Linked DNA regions of Homo sapiens: region 1 is linked to region 2. Evidence: read pairs that join two places in POLR2A ChIA-PET (ENCODE). Cell type or tissue: CD4-positive, alpha-beta T cell. All regions are shown on one strand. Links, peaks and the distances in the headings refer to the core of each region. The heading gives the core; the rest is flanking DNA. Region 1 holds the start of LOC105376735 (a long non-coding RNA gene). Region 2 overlaps DISP3 (dispatched RND transporter family member 3).

Region 1 (7,335 bases), core at 2,038-4,537, 570 kb before region 2:
TTTTAAACTTTTATATTCGGCTGAGCGTGGTGGCTCACGCCTGTAATCCCAGCACTTTGGGAGGCTGAGGCGGGAGGATCATGAGGTCAGGAGATCGAGACCATCCTGGCTAACATGGTGAAAGCCCGTCTCTATTAAAAATACAAAAAATTAGCTGGGCGTGGTGGCGGGCGCCTGTAGTCCCAGCTACTCAGGAGGCTGAAGCAGGAGAATGGCGTGAACCCGGGAGGCAGAGGTTGCAGTGAGCTGAGATCGCGCCACTGCACTCCAGTCTCGGCAACAGAGAAAGACTCCATCTCAAAAAATTAAAAAATAAAATAAATAAATAAATAAATAAATTTCTATATTCCCCTTACATAGCACTTGGCACATAATAGGTGATCAATAGGTGTTTGTTGAATGAACACATGAATGAATGAAGTGGATTTTCTTCTTCTCTGGATCCCTAATGCCCAGCAAAATTCCTGGCACAGAGTAAGTGTTCAGGACTTGTTGAACTGAAATGACAAACTGAAACCCCTGTGAGGCAGCCCTATCTGGTCCAAAGAGGACTTCTGTGACAGGCTGTCACTTAGCCTGGCCACGGAGCCCCCGCCTCAGCATCCCAGCAGGGCTTGGGTTCTGGGTGCTGTGGCCACTCTCTTCCCACCTCCACCCTCCACCACATCCCGGAGTGGGTGGAGCCTCCTCTCCCTGGTACAGGAACAGGTGGGTCAGAAGCAGGAGGGAGAGAAGGGAGGGGCAGACAGATGGATGGACAGACAGACACCACTGCGATGGGCCTTCCCCGTACAGGTGGCACGAGGGCTCCAGTCGGCATCTCCGGAGGCCCCTCCCCTGCTCCCTAGGGGTGTCCCAGTGGAAAGGGCTCCCCTGAAGGCCCCTGCCTGAAGGCCCCTTTTGCTTCCCAACCCTCAGTGCACTCAGTAGACTGGGGAGGGGGGCAAGCAGAGGGGAAGACAGAATTCTTCCTGGCAGTTTAAAGAGTTTTGGCATTTTCACGAGGGCACATGTAATATTTAAATTACTTCCCCCCCGGCACGCCCGCATGCCTGCCTTGGCTTCCCAGGTGAATTTGTAGGCGCTGAAATGGTCTAATTTCCCACACAAGCCATGTCAAATATAATTTGGGTGCAAAGTTGGTAATTATACGTAACATCAGTCTGATGTTAAAAACACTGAAAAATTTAGCAAGAAGAGACGACTGGAGAGACAGAAGTCTGAGGCCCAGCCAGGAAAAGGCAGGCCTGGGCCCCGCCGAAGCCAAAGTCTTTAATTAATAATAGCATGTTTTCAGGGACTCAAAGGACGCAGGTCCCCAACTGTCTGAAACTCCTTTGTCTACCAATTACCAGCTTTTGGGGAGGGGAGAGCCAGGGAGGAAGTGGGCGGGGGACACCCAGATCTTGGCGGAGAACTGCTGGGGTTTGGGTGGGGGCTGCAGCCCACCTGTGGGCCAGCGTCCTGTGGCCAGGCAACCCCACCCTGCTCCTCTGTCACCAGAGACCAACCCTGATGGGCCCAGGGTCAGGGAGGAGGGGCTCATCCCCCTTGAGTCTGGGTCAATTGTGAGGTGGGGGTGAGCAACGTTGGACTAGAGGCCAAGCAGTTCCAGAGGTTCAGAGAGTCTGAAAACTGTGTCCAGGACCCTCTTGATTTAGGTGATGCCTTTTTCATCTCTTTTCAAAGAACTCAATCAATCTTTTTGGGAAGACAGGAACCACATATTTCTTGTGAAGACAAGGACACGCCCTTGTGTCCCTGGCACCTGGCACATAGTAGGTGCTCAACAAACATTTGTTAAATGAATGCACTGTGCAAAACAAGGTCTAATCTGTCCTCCCCTGCCCTCTGTAGATGGAGTAAGACCCTCCTCCACCACCACCGCCTGAGGAACAGCACAGTAGAGGTCAGAAAGGTTAAGGGGCAGGCACAGAGCCTGGAGTAGAACCATGATTCCATACTTACCGGTTACCAAAACTCTGCCTCAGTTTCCTTGTCTGTAAAACGGGCACAGGAATAGATCTACCTCCTAGGATCGCTGTGACTTCTGAGTGGGAGACTTCGCAGGAAGCACTCTGAACAGTCCCCGGCAGGTAGCTCGTGTTTTGCTCCAGGAGGTGGATAAGGTGCAGCTTTGCAGAACAGCTCCCCAGATGGGGTTTCCGGAGGCTGTGGGAGGAGGGACAAGGAGAGAACAAGCAGCCGGCAGGGCAGAGGAACCTGGAGTGAAGAAACACATGTCCAATGGTTGCTTTAGTAAAGCTTCTGCTGTTGGGGGTGTGAAATGAAACTTCTTCCTTGATTCTCCAAGAAACCGTCCACAAAGGCTAGTTGTGGTGGCTCACGCCTGTAATCCCAGCATTTTGGGAGATGAAGGCAGGTGAATCGCTTGAGCCTAGGAGTTTGAGACCACCCTGGGCAACATGGCAAAACCCTGTTTTGTACAAAAAAATACAAAAATTAGCCGGGTGTGGTGGTGCACACCTGTAGTCCCAGCTACTCTGGAGACTGAGGTGGGAGGATTGCTTGAGCCTGAGATGAGGAAGTTCCAGTAAGCCGTGATTGTGGCGCTGTACTCCAGCCTGGGTGACACAGTGAGACCCTCTCAAGAAGAAAGAGAGGAAATAGAAGAGAGAAAGAAAAAAAGAAAGGAAGGAAGGAAGGAGAAGAAAAAAGGAAAGAAAAGAAACAGAAAGAAAGGAAAGAAAGAAAAAAGAAAGGAAGGAAGGAAGGAAGAAAGAAGGAAAAAGAAAGAAAGAAAATTGTCAACAAAATCTCCTCTTCTCTCTTGTGCTCACGTTATGGAATCATGTCTATTTGGGATGTGTGGCTTCCAGGCGGGCAAGAGCAGGCACAGATGAGACCGGCGAGGTGGGTACTATCATGTTTTGTGTATTGTTGATGTGAAAGCGAGCCTCAGAGAGGTTCAGTGGTGTGCCCACACTTCACACTTTAGCACAGCGGGTTTATCTTCAGACAACAGGCTCTTAACCCTCTGTGTTCCACTGGCAGATTCTGCCAAACAGTAACAAAAACAGTAGCTGGCATGAAGCACTTATTGAGAGCCAGCTGCCACACTAAAGCCCTTCATGTGGTTTAACCCATTTCATCTTCTCAACAGCCCTGGAGCAAGGGGTGGTACTATTTCCTATCCCCGTTTTACAGATGAGGAAGCTGTGGCCCAGTGGGGTTAAATCACTTTCCCCAGATCACAGGACATAGGAAGTGGAACAAAACCCAGGCTGGACCCCCAGTGCCCTTAACTGTGACGAGATCACCTCCATCCAACCTTGCCCTTACCCTGCACCCCTGCCCCAGCTAAACCTCCACACTAGGGTTCTGAGCCCTGCACACTGGAGGCATCTGAGGACCTTTGGAACCACTGATGCCCCCCTGTGAAGCACTGTAAGTGCTGCCTGGGTGTTGAGATTTTTTAGCTCCCAGGTGATTCTAGGGTTGGGAGTTTAGAACATTAAACTTACCCTGCTTCAGCTCAGTTCTCCAACTGCGTCTCCAACTGCAATGTGCATATGAGTCTCCCGGGAATCTTGTTAATGTTCAGGCTTTGATGCAGTCGGTCTGGGTGGGTCGAGAGCCTGGGATTCTGCATTTCTGACAAGCTTCTAGGTAATGCTGCTGCTGCTGTGGTCCAAGAGCCACACTTTGAGAAGCGAGGCTCCACATCAAGGGCTCTTGAGTTTGCCTGTACATCAGAATCTCCCATGGAATTTGAAAAACCACAGATGCCTGGGTTCCAGCCCAGAGATTCTGATGTCATGACCATAGAAGGCTGGTGGTTTTCAGGCCCAGCTGCACATTCAACCAGTTGGGGGCTTTGAAAAATTACCAATGCCCAGGCCACATTGCAGACCCTTGAGAATCTCTGGGGTGGCACTGGAGCCCCTGTATTTTTTTTTTTTTTTTTTTTTTGAGACAGAGTCTCGCTCTGTCGCCCAGGCTGGAGTGCACTGGCACGATCTCAGCTAACTGTAAGCTCCGCCTCCTGGGCTCACGCCATTCTCCTGCCTCAGCCTCCCGAGTAGCTGGGACTACAGGTACCCGCCACCACACCTGGCTAATTTTTTTGTATTTTTAGTAGACACAGGGTTTCACCATGTTAGCCAGGATGGTCTCGATCTCCTGACCTCGTGATCCGCCCGCCTTGGCCTCCCAAAGTGCTGGGATTACAGGCGTGAGCCACTGCGCCCGGCTGAGCCCCTGTATTTTTTAAAGTACTCCTGGTGATTCTAATGGGCAACAAGGGTTGAGAACTACAGTTTTGAGGTGCGTCTCACATCGTTCTTGTAGCTAGATCCCATAAAATCCAAGCCTTGGTTGCTTCTTCAAAGGGTTCAGATTATTGGGTCAGGGGCGAAACCCAGGAACCAGCATTCTTTTTTTTTTTTTTTTTTTTGAGACGGAGTCTCTGTTGTCCAAGCTGGAGTGCAGTGGCACGATCTTGGCTCAGTGCAACCTCCGGCTCCCGGGTTTAAGCACTTCTCCTACTTCAGCCTCTCATGTAGCTGAGACTACAGGTGCCCACCACCCACCACGCCTGGCTAATTTTGGTATTTTTAGTAGAGACGGGGTTTCACCCTGTCAACCAGGCTGGTCTCGAACTCCTGACCTCAAGTGATCCGCCCACCTCAGCCACCACACCCAGCCTGCCAGCATTCTTTTTTTTTTTTTTTTTTTTTTTTTGAGACAGAGTTTCACTCTTGTTGCCCAGGCTGGAGTGCAATGGCACAATCTTGGTACACTGTAACCTCCGCCTCCTGGGTTCAAGCGATTCTCCTGCCCCAGCCTCCCGAGTAGCCAGGATTACAGGCATGCACCACCACGCTAGGCTAATTTTGTATTTTTAGTGGAGATGGGGTTTCACCAGGTTGGTTAGGCTGGTCTCGAACTCCTGACCCCAGGTGATCCACCTGCCTTGGCCTCCCAAAGTGCTGGGATTACAGGCGTGAGCCGCCGCACCCGGCCCTGCCGGCGTTCCTAACACACTTCCCAGGGGATGATGAGGCAGTGGGCCTCAGGCTATAGCTCAGGAAGAGCTCCTCTGTTTCCTCATCCTCAGCCCCCTAAACCTGCACCATCCACCCAGCACACACCCCCCACAGCAAGTGGGGCTATTCACACACCTCCCCACAGCCAATGGGGCTATTATGGGATACCCACGTGGGAGAAGAAGGACGTGGAGGAAAGACCGACAAGGGGCTGGCCCAGGCCACAGCTACCTGTCGCCATTGGTGGCTGAGCAGGGCTCAGAGGTCATCTTTGCCCTGGGACAGGCAGGGAGGCAGGACCGTGCTTCCAAGAAAGGCAGTAGGGGAACAGCAACTGGGAACCAGACCAGAGGTCTCCCGTCTAGCCAGTTCCTCACACAGGCTCCCTGGGCCAACCACCCAGGCAAGTCAGGACAACACCTCCCCTCCATGACTCCGTTTCCTTATTTCGAGAATAAAGAGAATAATCTCGCCCCACCTCACCTTGTATGCATTATTGTGTATTTTTTTTTTTTTTACTTTTAGATTAAAGTAGTAACTGCTCAAGGCAAAGAATTCAAACAGATCAGAAGCATGTGAAGTGAAGTGTCTTTTAGAGATCCACTGATAATAGTTTCTTGTGTGTGGTTCCAGACAATTTTTTTTTTGGCGTGTACAAACATGCATCTGTATATACTTTTAAAAAAATAGGATAGCATATATGATTGCAATTTGTTGTTTAATTTAGTAATGTATCATGGGTATCCTTCCACAGAAGTCCGTAATGATCTATCTCATTCTATTTGAAGTCTGTGTAATATTCCACAGTATGGAGAGACCATATTTTATTTAGCCATTCTCCTATGGATAGACATTCCGGTAGGTTTTCATTTTTTTCCTGCAATAGACAACGATTCAATGAACACTCTTATTCTGAATACTTCAGCAAGTATATACAGAGGTAAATTCTTGGAAGTGGCTTTGAACCTCACCCCCGACTTTCCATCTTGTTTTATGAGAGATTGACAGGTTGGAGTTCTGCAATATATATGGATCTTCAATGAGAAGTGACAAGCTGATGACAATCAGGGCTGCCACGGATTTTGCACCACAGTGAGAAGGATTTCAGGTAGAAACTGATGAACACCACCTGCCTCATTTCCATGATCACCACCAGCACTAACCCCAGCATCAACTGTAACCTCTAACTCACACGACTGTTCCCTCCAACCTCACCACCCGCACTGGTGCCATCCCCATAACCACCAACAGCACCATTTCCAGAGCAGTCGGTGTTCTCAGTTGCAAACAACAGAAGCCATCCTGGTTTAAGTGGAAAGGTATTATAAAAGGGTATTAGGGGCCGGGCGCGGTCGCTCATGCCTGTAATCCCAACACTTTGGGAGGCTGAGGCGGGCGGATCACGAGGTCAGGAGATCGAGACCATCCTGACTAACATGGTGAAACCCTGTCTCTACTAAAAATACAAAAAATTAGCCAGGCATGGTGGTGGGCGCCTGTAGTCCCAGCTACTCGGGAGGCTGAGGCAGGAGAACGGCGTGAATCTGGGAGGTGGAGCTTGCGGTGAGCCGAGATCACGCCACTGCACTCCAGCCTGGGCAACAGAGCGAGACTCCATCTCAAAAAAAAAAAGGGGGTATTAGGCATATACCTAATATACCAATAGGTATACCTAACATACCACTATACTAATATGGTATATTAGGTATATGCCTGGAAAAAAATATAGAAGAAATTCTGTAAGAGCTTGGGTTAGGCAAAGGTTTCTTAGAACACAAAAGCACAGACCATAAAAGAAAAAAAATTGATAAATGTAATGTCATCAAGATGGAAAAGTTCTGCTCTTTGAAGACACTGGTAAGAAAAAGAAAATGCAAGTCACAGATTGGGAGAAAAACATTTACCAAACACATATCTGATAAGAGACTGGTAACCTATATATAAAGAATTCTCAAAACTCAAAAATAAGAAAAGAACCCAATAAAAATATGGTCTAGCCTAATAAAAATATGGGCTAACAATGTAAATAGACACTTCACCAAAGAAAATGTATGATAGAAAATAAGCACATGAAAAGACACTCAGGCCAGGCGCGGTGGCTCACGCCTGTAATCCCAGCACTTTGGGAAGCCAAGGCGGGTGGATCACCTGAGGTCGGGAGTTTGAGACCAGCCTGACCAACATGGAGAAACCTCGTCTTTACTAAAACTACAAAAAATTAGTTGGGCATGGTGGCACATGCCTGTAATCCCAGCTAATCAGGGGGCTGAGGCAGGAGAATCACTTGAACCCGGGAGGCGGATGTTGCAGTGAGCCGAGATCATAG
Region 2 (7,335 bases), core at 2,718-5,217:
CCAGGGACCTCAACCTCCTTTGCCAGAAAAGGCCTTCTCCATTATTTCCCATCTCACAAGCATCTGCCTGAGTAGTCCTACTGTGTGCCAGGTGTGGGCTTGTAGAAGTGTTAGGTTGGTGCAAAAGTATAATTGTGATTTTTGCCATTGAAAGTAATGGCAAAACCCCCAATTCCTTTTGCACCAACCTAATGGAAAGGTCTCTGTCTCTGTCCCTGTAGAGCTCATCAGAGTCCCCATTCCCACCCCCCAGGACCTCTAGCTGAAGGAGCAGAGGTGATAGATGATTAATGGTGTCTCAGCCAGGCCCCCCACCACAGTAGAAGAGGGACCCAGCTGTCCCCTGGGGCTGAGACGGCATGATCCAGTCAAGTGGTCTCTCCAGGGTCAGGAGGAAGGTTTCCTGTAGGTGTTGCCCCCAGTGCAACTAGACTGTCCATGAGCTTGATGTCTTGGTAGGAGGAGGGTGCAGTGGAGAAGGCTCACTCCGCCCAGCCATCTGCTCGGGGCATCCAGCACATACACTGGCACCTGGATGATGTGTCCTTTGCCAAGCCTTGTTAATAGAGGAGACGTGACTGCCAGCTGGAAGCCACTCCTGTCGTGAAGGAGGATGTGGTGATCTTGTCTCTGGGGAAGGCAGCTTCAACGGGGGTCAGGGTGGGGAAGGTTGTGGCAAATTGGTGTTCCTGGGAGGTTTGGGAAAAGTATGTGTCCCCCACACCCTGCAACTGCATTGACCTTTGCACTGTCCTGGGAGATCTCTCTGTTCTTCGTTGGGGAGCTCTGCAGGGCAATCACCCTGATGATAATGATCATGATAATAACAGTCAACATATTTTGAATGTTTACTACCTGCCGGGCCCTGGCTTAGAACTTTACAGATATGATCTCATTTCATCCTCATACCTGCTCAGCAAGGGGGATAGCACTGTTATCTCCATGTTAAGGATGAGAAATGTGAAGTGCAGAGAGTCTAAGCAGCTTACTAATAAGCAGTGGAGATGGGACCCAGCTGCCATGCGCACAAGGACTGAGCCCCACACTCTGGCCTTTACTTTCACTTGATTTGGGCCTTTGAGGATGAGTATGATTGAAGCCAAAGTACCTTATGAGTCCTTCAGTAATCTGGGTAATTGTGCATAGGGACTCGGGCTCTGTGTTCTGATGGATAGGGTGATGTGGGCTGACCATTTGCTTCTCGACTGCTAAGCCACCGAACAGATCACTTTTTGAATGTCCAGATGTGGGCAGCATCTGGCAGAGTGGCAGGACGTTGCTGGCTTTCATCCAGATGTTTCCCCCTTTTCCTTCCATGTAGACACAGCTGAGACTTGCACCCCTCTGGACATGATCGTGTGTGGGGACGCCCAGGTTGAAAAGTATTTGTTGGTTTTAAGGCATCATCTTGTGACTTCACAAAGGCAGGATGTTGGTTTTTGTTCCTCCCTGCAATCCAGGCCTGGGAGACATTAGAGAGGAATCAGGCTTTGGAGAAGTGTCAGCAGCCGGAAGAGAACCCCCGCCCCCTTCCCTTCTTTAGCCGGGGAAGCTGGGAAAAGGCTGGCTGAGAGTGTGCATTACAAGCTAGTAGCTGCTGTGGGTTCCCTCCAAGGGTTTCTGACTTTCTGACCTGGTGCTCCAGAGACTTCCAGCAGATGATCCCAGAGTAACAGAGCCAGGAATCTGCAATGAACAGGGACATGTCAGCCAACTGGCGTTCTTGGGAGTTAATGAACATGCGAATAGATCTGGGGTGAAAAGGTTCATGGAGCCTTCAGGAGGAAAGGAGTTGAAGACATCACTAAGTTAAGATTAAGATTTTTTTTTTTTTTAAGATAAGCTCTCTGTCATCCAGGCTGGAGTGCAGTGCTGCAATCACAGCTCACTGCAGCCTCAAATGCCTGAGCTCAAGCAATCCTCCCCCGTCAGCCTCCTGAGTAATTGGGACTACGGGTGCGCATGACCACGCGCCGGATAAGTTTTTTACTTTTAGTAGAGACAAGGTCTCCCTATGTTGCCCAGGCTGGTCTTGAACTCCTGGGCTCAAGTGATCTGCCTGCCTTGGCCTCCCACTGTGCTGGGGTGGCAGGTGTTAGCCACCACACCCAGCCAGATTATGATGATTTAACAGAAAGTCCTCATTTTATATAGCAAGCACCAATAAGTGAATGAAGTTAGAATGAGTGAATGAATTGGTAAATGTATGAATTGGGGAATGGGGCTGAGGGACTTTGACAGTCAGGGCTTTGATTTGGCAGGGCCTGACCCCAAGTATGGACAAAGGGAAGGGTCCTTCTCTTGTCCTCATCCCCCCAGTCTTGAAAGAATGTCCCCCACCCCAGGAAAAGCTGAGAAGCCACCCTGGTCGGCAGCAGAGTGCCCTGAGTCGGAGGAGCCTGGGGAGGGGGAGAGGGAGCTTTGGCTCTGGATTGGAGAGAGTCATGGATGTCCTCCCTTCCTGAGGGGACATGGAGAACGGGCAGCTACATGGAGAATGGGCAGCTGAGCCCAGCTCTGGGGTAATGGGGCGGCTGCCACCGCTACCCCTGCTCAGAAGTTGCTCTGAGGCTCAGCAGGTGCGCTTGGAGGTGATTGCTTCGGGAAAAGGAGGCTTCTGCCTTCCCTGCCACCACCTTGCCTGGGACAGCACTTGAATAGAAATCAATTTGCATCATTCCCGCTGTCACCAGCCTAAAAGACTAAGTAGCTTAAGTAGCTTATTTCTCCCTCTGCAGACCTACTCTCAGAGCATTCCCAGGCTTCACCTCCTCCAGCTGCTTCCCCCGTCCTGGAGTAATGAGGGGCCCAGAACACCCTTGGCTCAGGTTCAGTAGAGAGACTGACTCCCTGAGCGTTGCCCTCTCACTGCCTGCCCCACCCTCATCCCATTCTGCAGGACCCTCTGGTCTTGGGATGTCTCTGGCTTCTGGCTGTGGCATGGATTGGAACCCAGGAGGCTGAAAGCGGATGGAAGCTGCTGCCTCAGGACCCCAAGGACCCTATAACACTTTTGACCTTCTCAACTGGTTCCCCAGCCCTAAATTACCCCATCCTCTCTCCTGTGTCACACTCCTGTGTCCTGGCCCTCTATCATGGAATAGACGGAGCCCCGTTATCATGGAATAACTGGTGCGTGGGGAGGGGCGTTCCCATTAAACTTTGGATAACACTCCACCATTGAGCAGGGTGGGGGTGTGAGGGAAGCAGTCTGAGATTTTTGAGCCCAGGTAGCTTCGCTGGGTCTCTCCTGGCCTTTGGGGCTGGGAGCAGCAGTTCTTAGTTCCTGGGGCCCTGAGCCTCCCAAGCATTTTATGAGAAAGGCAGCAGAGTTGGAGGGGGTCAGTACTTGAGGGGCCACTTTCCATCCCCAGCCCTAGAGGCTGAGCACCAGCCCCGGACTCCTGTCTCCGTAGGCAGCTGCATCATTGTGGAGGGGGTGCTGAGGCTGAGACCAGTGTCAGACTCCCCCCACCCCACAGCAAGGGCCTCTGTGCTGGTCCCAGGGGCTGAGGGGTACTGAGCCCATCTCCTGGATGGACACCTGCTCCCCACTATCCATGCCTGAGCTGTCACTCACCAAGGGAGCCAGGAAGCCTTCCCTGGAGCCACTGACCTGGGTGGGCACCGAAGGTGAGATTCCACCTGGGCACCCGTGGTGGGGAACTTGAAGGTCAGTCTCTCATGTCTCCACCCTCCTCCCTTCCGTGGGACCCACAGTCCAGCCAGCGCTGTACCTAAGCTGTGACCAGAACGGCTGAGGGCAGATGCTCTGTGTGTGTGTGTGTGTGTGTGTGTGTGTGTTTGCAGACACGTGCGTGCATGCATGCACAGACACCCAAGTGGGGGTTGGGAGGACTGATTCTAGGACCCTGAGATTTTCAAACATGTAAGACTCAAATAAAATCTACCACAGTGAGAAGGGTACTGAGCTCATCAGAAATCAGGTTCAAATAAGTCCCTTCACTTCCTTAGCCTCAGTTTTCTTGTCTGCAAATTGGAAATAATTCCTAGGAGGAGAAAACCTACGCAAAAATGACCTGGAAGCTGGAATTTGCTGCGTGGATGCAACATGATTCAGTCCCACCGCCTCCCCCGCGATGAGAGGATTGAGGATGGGAAGAGAAAGGGCTCTGGCTCAGGAACACAAGGGCAGCCTCCACCATCTCCTCACTGTGCCCCTTTCATCTGCTGCTGGTCTCCTCAGCCCTTCACAGGCCCAGGCAGCAGGGGACGGGGGAGCCCCAAGTTCTCAGAGGGAAAGAGATTTGCCCTAAGGTTCTCTGTTCCTTCCCAGGCAGTGAGGCTGCGGGTACAGCCCTCTCCCAGAGCTCCATCCCGAGTGCCTCATGGCGGCCCCTCAGCAGGTTTGAGCACGTTTAGCTTCTGATGTATCCTCCAGCTTCTCTTTGGGCGCTATGGGGCAAAGAAGAGTTTTGCAACATCTCTGGACCCACAGATTGTGGTCTGGGCGGGCTGGGGCTGTAGGAGGGATTGCAGTCTCCCAAGCCTTCCGCAGAGCTAGGAACTGGCAGGTGACCACCTGCTGTGTCCCAGCAAAGCTGATGGCACCCAGTACGTGGCTATTGGCTATTCAGCTGTTCTTGCCACTTGGCCAGGCCCCTGTGCGTGCTCCCCTCCAAAGACAGCAGGATCCCTGCATGCTGCCCCCTCCAGTTATTCTGCAGAGAGGTGACGGGGAGCCTCTCCCAGCATCCAGCCCCCCTTGCTCTGCCTCAGTCTGATTCTCTGACTGAGAATCAGAGGCAGAAGATTTAGAGAGCATCTCTTCCCGCTCCCCATCTGGCAGACGGAGAAACTACCTATCCAGAGATGTTAAGTGACTTGTTCTAGGTCACACAGGCGAGTGGCCAGGCAGGTTCCAACCCCAAGTCCTTGGGGCCACTTCTGCTGCCCCAGGCACAGATCCCCTGCTTCCTCCACCTCCCTTGCCCCCAAGCTTGAACTTGCAGCAAGATCCCAAGATGAGATGCTGAGAGAATTGTTTTACATATTTGTTAATCACGTCTCAGAATGAAAAGGGCCCTGAGCTCATCAGCCAGGAAGAAAGCCAATTTGGCTTTCATGGCCGTAGTTATTGGTCATATATCGTTGGGATCTTTTTATCTTTTATTAACCCAGCAGTCTAGATGCTGGGGTGCTGGACTGGCTGCTGGGCCCAGAGGTTCCTCTGTACTTGGCAGCTGTGATCTCCAGCCTCATACACCCAGGACTTGGGACTGAGGGTGGGAGAGATGTCGGGGGTGGGGGTGGTCTGGACGGATTGGCCAAGGCCTGCAGTGAGAGTTTCCAGGAACCTGCTGACCCGTCAGGCCAGGGGCATCTGGGAACCTGGTCATATTTCACAGGTTCTGTAAGTGTTGCTGGGGTTTTTTGTTTTTGTTTTTGTTTTTGTTTTTGGGATGATGTTTCGCTCTTGTTGCCCAGGCTAGAGTGCAGTGGCATGATCTTGGCTCACTGCAACCTCTGCCTCCTGGGTACAAGCAATTCTTCTGCCTCAGCCTCCCAAGTAGCTGGGATTACAGGCACCCGCCACCATGCCTGGCTAATTTTTTGTATTTTTAGTAGAAACGGGGTTTCATCATGTTGGCCAGGCTGATATCAAACTCCTGACCTCGGGTGATCTGCCCGCGTTGGCCTCCCAAAGTGCTGGGATTACAGGCGTGAGCCACCGTGACCGGCCATGTTGGTGATTTTATTAAGCTTCCATTGTCTTTTCCTCATTGATGCCAAGGCTGCTTTGTGGGCTCCAGGCTCCAGTGCTGATGGGTCTTGGAGGTGAGGCCTGAGTTGTGCAGGCAGGGGCAGGAGGTGGCCAGAGAGGGTTAGTCGGGTGGAATTCCTTTTGGCATCAGGGCACGGTGGCTAAAAGGATGGGCTCTGACATTACCTCCAGAGGCTCCAATCCAGCTCAGCTCTGTAAGCAGCCTTGTAGGGTGGGGGTTGGATCAGACGTGATATAAATAAATAAAGCACCTCCCATGTGCCAGACACACAGTAGTGCTCAATGGATGGTAAACTCCCCACCTAGTCCCCTTTTAAGGGGCCTGGCAGATAGTAAGCCCTTGGACTTCTAGTTCCTTTTACTGTCTGGCCCTACCAAGAAGAGCTATTTGGCAGATCTGGGTGTGCTGTTTGTATCCCCCTGTCTGGCTGGCCCAAATGCCATCATTTCTTCCCTCCCCATGGATGGAGGAAAAGACACCCTGAGGAGTGAGCCTTGGCTAGAGATACAGCAGCCTGAGTCCATACCCCGGACCTCCAGGGACACATGTGAGCCACGGTGGAGGGATGTGGGGAGGCCAAGGCTAAATCAGTTGCTGGAGGGAGCCACTGGGAACAGGGGAGGATGACCAGGGCAGCAGGGGTTTTCCAAGAATGCTTCTGGACCGCCTGTATCAGAATCACCTGGGGAGGTGGTTTAAATACAGATTCCAGGTTGGGCATGGTGGCTGACACCTACTGTAATTCCAACAGTTTGGGAGACTGGGGCAGAAAGATTGCTTGAGTTTGAGATCAGCCTGGGCAACCTAGCAAAACGCCATCTTTACAAAAAATTAAAAACAAAAAACAAAAACAGCCAGGTGTGGTGGCATGCACCTGTAGTCTCAGCTACTTGGGAGGCTGAGCGGGGAGGACCACTCGAGCCCGGGAGGTCGAGGCTGCAGTGAACCATCATAGTGTCACTGCACTCCAGCCTGGGTGACAGAGTGAGATCCCATCTCAAAACAAACAAACAAAACAAAACAAAACCCGGATTCCTGGGCCCCACCTCCTCTGACCTGGAATCTGACCTAGAGTTTGCACTTTAACGAGTATGCCTAGTGACTCCGATTCACGTAAAAGTCCAAGGATCTTTGGGGCAGAGAATAAGGGAGTCCGCTCCAGTTGACTTGGGGACCTGCCTACAGCAGGGGCCAGTCCTGGGCTCTGGCTGGCTAAGAAGTTAATAATTGGCCGGGCGCGGTGGCTCACGCCTGTAATCCCAGCACTTTGGGAGGCCGAGGCGGGCGGATCACGAGGTCAGGAGATCGAGACCATCCCGGCTAAAACGGTGAAACCCCGTCTCTACTAAAAATACAAAAAATTAGCCGGGCGTAGTGGCGGGCGCCTGTAGTCCCAGCTACTTGGGAGGCTGAGGCAGGAGAATGGCGTGAACCCGGGAGGCGGAGCTTGCAGTGAGCCGAGATCCCGCCACTGCACTCCAGCCTGGGCGACAGAGCGAGACTCCGTCTCAAAAAAAAAAAAAAAAAAAAAAAGAAGTTAATAATCGTACTAGCTGCTCTGGTTCAGCAGGGGAGCAGTATCACCATC

The links. ChIA-PET counts read pairs that join two places held together with the same protein. Peaks named below come from ENCODE experiments on the same cell type or tissue, not always from the same donor. Only the 100,000 strongest peaks of a DNase experiment are listed, where the experiment ranks them.
Region 1: POLR2A ChIA-PET joins it to region 2 with 5 read pairs; 2 of 35 experiments call an interaction of 5 or more read pairs at or near these places.

What each region holds. Positions count from the first base shown.
Region 1 is chr1:10,915,028-10,922,362 of GRCh38, forward strand. LOC105376735 (a long non-coding RNA gene) reads right to left here and starts at 3,706. Exons shown (of 3, transcript XR_001737778.2): 1 at 3,486-3,706; 2 at 1,969-2,223. In CD4-positive, alpha-beta T cell, for the core only: no CTCF peak of the experiment used is centred there; a DNase peak (open chromatin) is centred at 3,064; H3K4me3 peaks cover 913 bases.
Region 2 is chr1:11,484,865-11,492,199 of GRCh38, forward strand. All of the region lies in intron 1 of DISP3 (dispatched RND transporter family member 3), which reads left to right. Among named protein-coding and RNA genes, the nearest start is that of DISP3, 9.4 kb to the left of the region's middle. In CD4-positive, alpha-beta T cell, for the core only: no CTCF peak of the experiment used is centred there; no DNase peak of the experiment used is centred there; H3K27me3 peaks cover 400 bases.